Regions from separate parts of the Homo sapiens genome. Here region 1 is linked to region 2. Evidence: read pairs that join two places in POLR2A ChIA-PET (ENCODE). Cell type or tissue: PC-9. All regions are shown on one strand. Each heading gives the region's core, and the rest is flanking DNA. Links, peaks and the distances in the headings are about the cores only.

Evidence for each region. ChIA-PET counts read pairs that join two places held together with the same protein. Peaks named below come from ENCODE experiments on the same cell type or tissue, not always from the same donor. Only the 100,000 strongest peaks of a DNase experiment are listed, where the experiment ranks them.
Region 1: POLR2A ChIA-PET joins it to region 2 with 10 read pairs; 1 of 35 experiments calls an interaction of 5 or more read pairs at or near these places.

The regions. Positions count from the first base shown.
Region 1 is chrX:68,693,062-68,697,453 of GRCh38, reverse strand. The region is part of intron 2 of STARD8 (StAR related lipid transfer domain containing 8); the gene reads right to left. Among named protein-coding and RNA genes, the nearest start is that of STARD8, 48 kb to the right of the region's middle. RefSeq lists a silencer at 3,702-3,891. In PC-9, for the core only: no CTCF peak of the experiment used is centred there; no DNase peak of the experiment used is centred there; H3K4me3 peaks cover 1,116 bases.
Region 2 is chrX:68,290,097-68,294,488 of GRCh38, reverse strand. The region is part of intron 3 of OPHN1 (oligophrenin 1); the gene reads left to right. Among named protein-coding and RNA genes, the nearest start is that of OPHN1, 140 kb to the left of the region's middle. In PC-9, for the core only: no CTCF peak of the experiment used is centred there; a DNase peak (open chromatin) is centred at 1,838.

The sequences.
Region 1 (4,392 bases), core at 76-4,075, 400 kb before region 2:
GAAACAAAGGCAGGAAGTCTCCGCAAGAAGCCTCCATGGGTCAGCCTCCAGATCTGGAGCCCTAGAGGCGGCTAACATCTGGGCTGGGACCTTTCCTGGGCCTCTCTTCCAAGGTTCAGCTCAAATGCCACTGCCTCTGTCCGTCACCTTCCCCTCAGTCAAAAGCAATCACTCCCTGGAATGGATTTCCCAGGGCAGAATGGACGTCCAGGGCAAATAAGTCCTTCTCAACAATTGGAAATATGAACACTTACCGGTTATTTGATAATATTAAGAAACTATTTTAGGTGTGATAATGGTTGTTTTTATGAATCCTTATCTTTTAGAAATACGTATTGAAATATGTATAGATGAACTGATAAGGTTTCTGGGATTTGTTTCAAAATAACAAGGGCATGATGTAGATAAGAGTATGGACAGGGCAGGATTGGCCATGGGCAAATGGCTGTTGAAACTGGGTGATGGGTACATGGGGTCTTAGTACACTAATTATCTCTATTTTTATATATGTTTGAAATTATTCACAATAATTTTTTTGAAGTCCTCACCAAGGTATTATTATTTAATACATAAATAATTAGTGGCATGTATTATTTATGCCACTAACCCCCAAACTAGATGGTACATTCCCTGGAACTGGGGGTTTTTACTCTGTGTCCTCCACAAGACCTAGCACCAAGCCTAAACTTAATGACTAATAATTTATACAGCACATGGTAGTTTACAAAGCACTTAGCTATGGATCCCCTAGTTTAATCCAGTGAAGTGGAAAAAATGAGGAGAAACCCAGAGTCGGAGAATTTGAGGGGGGCGGCAGAGCCTGGAGTTAAAGCTCCCCATGTTCAACTCCCAATCCCCTGTTCTTTGCTCCACACCACCCTGAACTCCTAGGGAACTTAACATTCAGTTCTAAAATTCCTGTGTGTGGTCGAGGTAAACAGGAACAGCAACTGTTTAGCATGCAAGTTACCAACCTGCAGGGCTGGGGAAAAGGAAACTCCACCCACAAACACAGCACTTCAGACTTGTGACAAGGGCCCAGGCTGTGGCCTCCAGTCCACTGATTCCTATCTACCAGGACCCTTCCCGAATGCATGCCCATGCACACGTGCGCACACACAAACCAAGACCCCTTAATAAACACCTGACACCAGCAACTGTGTGCCCAACCCAGTGCCCAACTACCCTGTTGTGGGGTGGGGAAGAATGTAAAACTCACCTAGATCTCCGGGAGCTCACACTTCCCACCCTAAAGCCCTTGTATCTTTGAAATCTGCTGTCCCTATTTTATCTGCTGAACAGCTTTCCCAAGGCCCAGGGCCATGACACCTGATCCTAACCAAACTGGGAGCCTAAGGCAAAAGGTCCTTCTCTTCTTTTCAAGGCAGAGGCAACCCTTTCTTCTAGCCAGAAAAGAGGTGAGGGCACAGCCTGCACGTGATAAACCTGCCATCTGTTGAACCTGAACTTTCCATGGCTCAAATAAGGAGCTCCAGGAGTCTCCTAGCAGCAAAGCAGCTGCAGCTGTGACAGCTTCCCAATTGGAGACTCCATCCCCTCCTTCCTTTGGGACCTTCTTGCCTTTGTGTCCCTGTTGCTATCCTCTAAACCTAGACACAGGGGTCTTCTGCTCCCTCTCCAATCTGTAGTCCCAATAATGGAATTTTAAAACTTTAAGAGGACAGAGAGGGACAACATTCGAGTCTTCTTGGTGCCACTTTCTTTGCTTCTCTGCTGGAACTCAGGAGGTATTGTGTTTGAATAAGGAAGGCTCTGCCATCCTCCCCACATGACTCACTGCAAGCCCTGTCTCAAGCAAGCACACAGCGCACACAGCCCCTTTGCTTTGCACACCTTCAGTTCAGCCCTTCTTGCTCTAAACACCTCCAGATATCATCTGTAGGCAGCTTCTCCTCTCTAGGTGGGGGAGGGGAGCTGTAGATGCACAGAGAGGTTTAGCATAATTCTCCAAAAACAGGAGAGGCAGTGTCCAGTGTGGTGTTTCCTAGCACTAAATATAGAGGTCTAGGGAGCAGAAATCCAAAATCCAAAGTCCAACACATTAACAAAAGGCCACGTCCCTAAAATGAAAACCAGCCCAGAATGTCCAGCTAGATGGCAGCTGTACCTTTAGAGTGAAAGAGTTTCACTACCGACCCCTATGCCCTTACAGCAAAACACCACCCTTCCCATCACACTCTTCCCACTGCGAAAGCCACCCAGAAATCACCTGCAGCCTTCTTCTCCATGCCTTTGGGCTGCCCACCTTCCCATCGCATCCGCAGACAAGATTTGTCCCCCTTTCATTCCAGGAGGATGAAAATGAGAGGAAAACTCAGAGGGCAATAATACAGGTGTGGGGGGCGGGGGGGCGGCAAACCCTAGAGTGGGGAGGGAGCAGGTCGCACAGGAGGAGTCAGGGTTTGAAAATAGCCCTGGGTGTGATTCATTAACCCCTCCTCCCCGCTTAGGCTCTGACTGGGAGAGAAGCCAGGCCCTGGGACTTGGGGGTAAGCATAGGCTCCAAGCCAGCCCAATCTCTGAGGCCCCCAACCTCTGGGGCCCCAGGCTCTGGAAGAAAACTCCCACCTCTCCCTACCTTGGTCTGGCTGCTGTCGCCCACCCCTCCACGCACACTCTAGTTTTCCAGCTGGCTTAGCTGCATAATCACCACAAAGCTCTCCGTGTGCATAGCTGCTGCCACCCCGAGCGTCTCAGAGACAACCTTTTACCTGCCAGTTAGGAGCCTGACCCCAGGTACCAAGTAAACAAATGTCAGGGTGAAAGAGACCGGGCCCTTTAGATACTGAAATCAAGCTGCCACCTGAGGTGTGGCTGAAAACACTATGGCCCACACAGTAGTATGACTCGCCTAAGGTCACATGGACTGGCTGAACCCCAGTTTCCTGAGTCGTAATTCAGCGCGCAACTTTCACAAGTGTCAGGAGGAACGTGGAGAGAACCCCACACTACCTAATTTGGAAATTCCAAAAACTTCCACTAAAAGCCTTTCCTCTAATCCAAACCCATTTTGGACTTTATGGGAAAATGAGGCCTATGAAGATGAGACGTGTCCAAACGTTTTCGCTTGGTCCCCGCAGCTATCTTAATACCAAGAAGTCCTGGGCATTTCTCAGGAGAGAAAGCAATGAGGCAGTGGCCGACGGGAAAACCCATACAGCCGGACGGGGGCTTCCTGGAAATGCCCTCGAAAGCAGAGAAAGGAGAGGGCAGGAGATCTGGCGCGACCCGGCAACAGAGCCTGAAGCTCTGCCGCCCCCGGCCAGCTGCAACGCCCCTCCAAAGCCCCAGAGCGACGGCTGCGAGACCCACGGGCCCGGCGGTAACAGGCGGACAGCTGCCTTCCACCGCCCCACTCGCGAGGCTTCGCTGGAAGACGCGCGGCTGGCGCGCTCGGGGGTCCCCCAATTTCGGCGATTCTGACCCCCCAATCCCAGGGGCGGGGGTGGCTCGGCTCGCTTCCTCCCTGTCTCTTGCGTACGCCGCCCGGCGGAACCGCTAGGAGAAGGGCCGAGCCGGAGCGCGCCAGAGAGGCAAAGCGGGGAGAGGGAGCCCCAGGCGCCCCCGTTTGTCTGGATCTCCCCCTGCCGTCGCCCAGACTCCTACCTGGAGGCCGCGTCCACCCCTTTGGGTTCGGGCGCTGACACAGAGCGAGCGGGCAGGAGGCGAGCCCAGGAGGGACTGCTCCGTCCGGGACACACGCGGGGCCTGGGGTCGGGCAGGGGTGACGGTGCCAGCCAGAAGAGCAGCTGCCGCGGCTGCTTAGCCGTTGTCAACCCGAGTCCACTCAGCTCAAGTGGGGAGGGAGCGTCGGCGAGTAGGGCTGTAGGGACGCCCCGCCCACCTCCCCTCGGCCAATGGGGGCGCAGTCTGGCCCACCGGACTCGCCAGAAAGTCACCCAAATCTGGGTGGGCGGGGCACTGCCTGCAGGTCCTCCAAGGCCCTCGCCGCTGCCTTTCCCTCCGGTCACACCGCTGCCAGGGAGGAGGTGCAAGCCCAAAGACTGAGGCTCAAGCAGTGACTTGGCCAGGCACACAGGCTAATATTTATTGAGTTCTGAATGAGTCCGGCACTGTTTGGGGGATTTAAACACATATGCTATGTGCCCGGGAGGGTTCAGTGACTTGCTCGGATAATTTATGGGATGTCCAGAAGACACAACTTCAGTGAAATCTCCAATTGGTAGGGGAAAACCAGATAATTAGGAATTTGAGCAGGAAGCTGCCATCCCTACGTTGCTCAGGCCCCAGTGGCTCTGCAACTTCCCCAATACCCCAGGCTTCTGTCCCCTACCCCAAGTCTGAACTCTACCTCCGCAGAGAAATGCATGGAAAATTTGGGGCACGAACATTAATCGTGGCAGGGGAGGG
Region 2 (4,392 bases), core at 85-4,084:
TTTTTTTTTTTTTTTGTGATAGAGTCTCACTCTTGTCACCCAGGCTGGAGTGCAGTGGCGTGATCTCGACTCACTGCAACCTCCGCCTCCCGGGTTCAAGAGATTCTCCTGCCTCGGCCTCCCGAGTAGCTGGGATTACAGGCATGCGTAAATACATGCCCGGCTATTTTTTGTAGTTTTAGTAGAGACTGGGTTTCACCATGTTGGCCCGGCTGGTCTTGAACTCCTGACCTCAGGTAATCCGCCTACCCTGGCCTCCCAAAGTGCTGGGATTACAGGCGTGAACCACTGCACCCGGCCAGGTTACTCTTTTCTCAGGATCCCTTATATGTATTTTTGTTCATTAGTAAATAGGTAGCGTGTCCACTAAATGACATAAACAAGGGATTCAGAGACATAGAACACATCTTCCTGCCTTCAAGGAGCTCATAGTCTATTAAAGGAGGTGGATAACTAAATAGGCAATGGTAACACAATGTGATAAGGACTATGGTAGAGGTAAGCACATGGTAGCCCCTAATTCAGACTGGTGTGTATATGTATTGGGGGACGGGATGATGCGGAGAATAAACATGGAAGCCTTCTCAGAGAAGTGATATCTGAGTCAGTTCCAGGGTTAAGGTGAAACAAGGCAGGTGGCTAGGGCTCAGATTTAAGGAGGCACTTACTCTCAGGGTTGTGCAAGTACAGGCTGGCACTTGAGAGTGAATATACCTCCTTAAAGTTTACAGCCTGGGTACCTGGGAATTATTTGGTGAGGATCTTCAGAGGGCCTCGTATTTTAACTTCAAATTTCAATCTTGTCATCAGCAGAGCATGGCATCCATTAGGTGAACCCTGATAGCATAGTTCTTTTATTCTGTGCATCTACCTTGCTACATCTTTTCCAGAAAATGTCACCCATGGGGTTTTAGTGGGTTGTTTGTTTATGCCTGGGGGAATAAAAGTCATGTTCTAAATCTCAGACTGTAAATCACATTTCCACCCCAGTTATGCTAACATATTTAAAGAAACACCTTTGTGGACCAAGAAGATTGATTTAAGGTCAGACTTCTAGATGGAAAGTTCCATCAGCCACCCATTACTGGTTTCTGAGACATGAGGGTTTAACATTGTCAGTCCCCTGATCCTGATTTTTGTTTAATGTGAATATTATTCATTGCTAAACAACTCACAGCAGATCATAAACCTCTTGGTTGAGATAAAGAAGGGACTAAGAAATAGTCTCTTGAGGGCTTTTGTTGGTATTTTTTTCTACAAAACCAGTTGAAGTATCTTTTGAGAAGTGGTGGCAAATGTCAGTTGTTTTAGAGTCCTGGAGGTCAGGCATCTTAAAAGAGGAATGGCTAAAATGAAAAAAGAAGCACTAATGTAAAAGATTGTATTTAAGTAAAGAGCCAGGAGTTGAATTCTGAAGGTTCAGTGATTTTCATGAGATTGGTGGGGGGAAAATCTTTTGGTTATACATCTTGAAGCTCTTAAGCTCATATGTCAGTTGGTGACATTGTTCACAATATTGATTATCTTTCATATAGGGGCATGCATGAACCAAATATTTTGCCAGACTTTCTTAGCACAGGCAATAGCTTTTCTGGGGAAAGTTCTAGCCCAATGCACCTTCTGCTGTGGTGATAAGCCCTTAGAGGTTTATATCAAGTTATTGGGCTTGAGTGCATAGGGCTTCTTCTCAGATCCTGAGGAAAAGAGAAAATACAAGGTAATCAGAAGTCTCTATTGGGATCTGGGCCGTCAGGTTTTAGTTCTCCATGACTCGAAGTCATATGAGAAGGTGATAATTGGGCTGGGTACGGTGCCTCATGCCTGTAATCTCAGCACTTTGGAAGGCAAATGTGAGTGACTCACTTGAGCCTAGGAGCTGATTCTAAATGCTTTCAGGGAAGCATCAGATTAAAACATAAAAACCTATGTGTAGATGAGAAAGGACTTAAAATGGCAGTGGCCAACTTATTACTGATCATTTTCAAAAGTGGAAGACTTGATGAAATTTTATTACCAGAAGAATAATGCAACTGAAAAATACATGGGATTTATGTGGCATATAAAACAAAAGAAATATCAATCCATAAAAAGATTTTACAAAAAATCTATAATCATAATAACACTATTTTCAAGGAAGAGTGAATATTATATTTATAAAAATTGGTAAACAACCTTTATGAAGAAAAAAGTCTTCAGACATAACATAATAATTCTGACATAATATACCATGAACATAGCAAGCTTATAGTTAGAATATACCAAGAATATATCAATAATATCAAGTAAAGCTGGGCTCAGCGATGCATACCTGTAATCCCAGGTACTCAGGAGGCTGAGGTGGGAGGATTGATTGAACAACCCCCAGCCACCCAAAAGAATATCAAGTAAAGAGATTGAGAAATCTTAATAAAACATACTGTGGAAAGCAAGAACATTGATCGTTCTCTAAGAACTTCCTGTATAGCATTCAATTTCTGAAATATGTACATTGGTAACGTTTAGCCCATTTAAGCTAGGGAAGTCTGAACATCTCTTTTGATTTCATGGTGCTTCCTGTGCAACTCAGACGATAAAACAAAAAGCACCAAAACTATGCACTGGACAATTAAGGAAGTTATTGCCATAGGGAGAACCTTTATTAATGAGGAACATCTCAAAGAAATGGAAGAAAATTGGGGTATTGTAGAGGCAGGTAAACAAGGGAGTCACCTGCAAGTCTTATGGGAGGCATGAAGAAGAATGGAGATTGATGCTATATATGAGGTGCAAAGTCTATATATAGACTTTGCAGTCTAACCATTTTTCAGAACACAGAAGGATGTGGGATGTCTTAACACTGGCTGCTTTCTTGGAGCCCTGGTCTCAGTTCCACACTCAGTGGTCCGGGATTCACAAAGCAGGGCACAACCCAGTGTCCTTTCAAAGCTCCCAGGCCCTCTGAGGTTCCACTGGGGAATTTGAGTGAAGAAGATGGCACTCATGCAGAGTGAGGAGACTGCTGAACATGAGCCCCCTATTCTCATAGGCTTTTTGTACCTTTTTGCCCATTTCCCTTCTGACTGATCTGGAGACTGACTGCTGGTTAAGTGCCAGCCAGGGTCAAGTAAGTGGTACAAAATGATCCCAAGACGTTCCTATTTGTTGAGAGATCTAGCAAAGTGAATGTCATTTTCTCAGGAGCATCATTTGGCAGGCCCAGGCTTCAGGCCTGTCTGCCATTTACTCTTTCTCCCTCATTAAGGTCTCTTGGACTCCAGTAATCTTTCACTCTGAGCTCTCTTCTCTATCCTGTTCCTGCCACCATATTGTATCCATAGCAATGACCCTTATATCTTGGCTCACTTTTCTTCATGGGGATATGGTAGGATTTAGAAACATGGTCTTGGATTTGGCTGGACCTGAGTTCAGACTCTGACCTGTTTATTTACTGACTACATGATCTTAGGCAGTTTTCATTAAAAAAAGTAATAATTGAGTTTATTGGTATCTTTGCATTATAATATAAACATGCTTTATTATAAAAATATGGAAATGAACAAAAAGATTATTATTAGCTTCCGTATACTGAGTACCTACTGTGTGCCTACTGCTTTGTGTACACTATCTAATTCTCAGAGCAATTTTAAGGAGGTGAATGAGGCTAATGGAGGTTAAGAAACTTGCCCAGGATCACATAGCTAATAAGTAGCTTAAGTGGGATTTTTTTTTTTTTTAATCAGGGTTTGGCTCTGTCACCTAGGCTGGAGTGCAGTGGCAGGACTGTGGCTCACTGCAGCCTTGACCTCCCAGGCTCATTTGATTTTCCCATCTCAGCCTCCTGAGCAGCCAGAAAGCACACCTCACCTGGCTAATTTTTGTCGCTTTTTTTTCCCTTTCTTTCTTTTTTTTTTGAGATGGAGTCTTGCTCTGTCACCCAGGCTGGAGTGCAGAGGCACGATCTCAGTTCACTGCAACCTCTACCTCCCAGGTTCAAGCAATTCTCCTGCCTCAGCCTCCTGGGTAGGTGGGATTACAGGTGCTCACCACCACCCCTGGCTAATTTTTGTATTTTTGGTAGAGATGGGGTTTCACCATGTTGGCCAGGCTTGTCTCAAACTCCTGATCTCAAGTGATCCACCTGCCTCGGCCTCCCAAAGTGTTGGGATTGCAGGTGTGAGCCACAGCACCTGGCCCTAATTTTTGTAGCTTTTTTCGTAGAGTTGAATTTCATCATGTTGCCCAGACTGGTCGTGAACTCCTGAGCTCAAGCGATCTGCCTACCTCGGCTTTCCAAAGTGAAGGGATTATAGGCATGAGCCACCATGCCCAGCTTTAAGTAGGTCTTTAAATCATTTCATTTTTGACTTTAAAATTTATACATATATGCACTCCATAACCGTGTTAATGTCATAG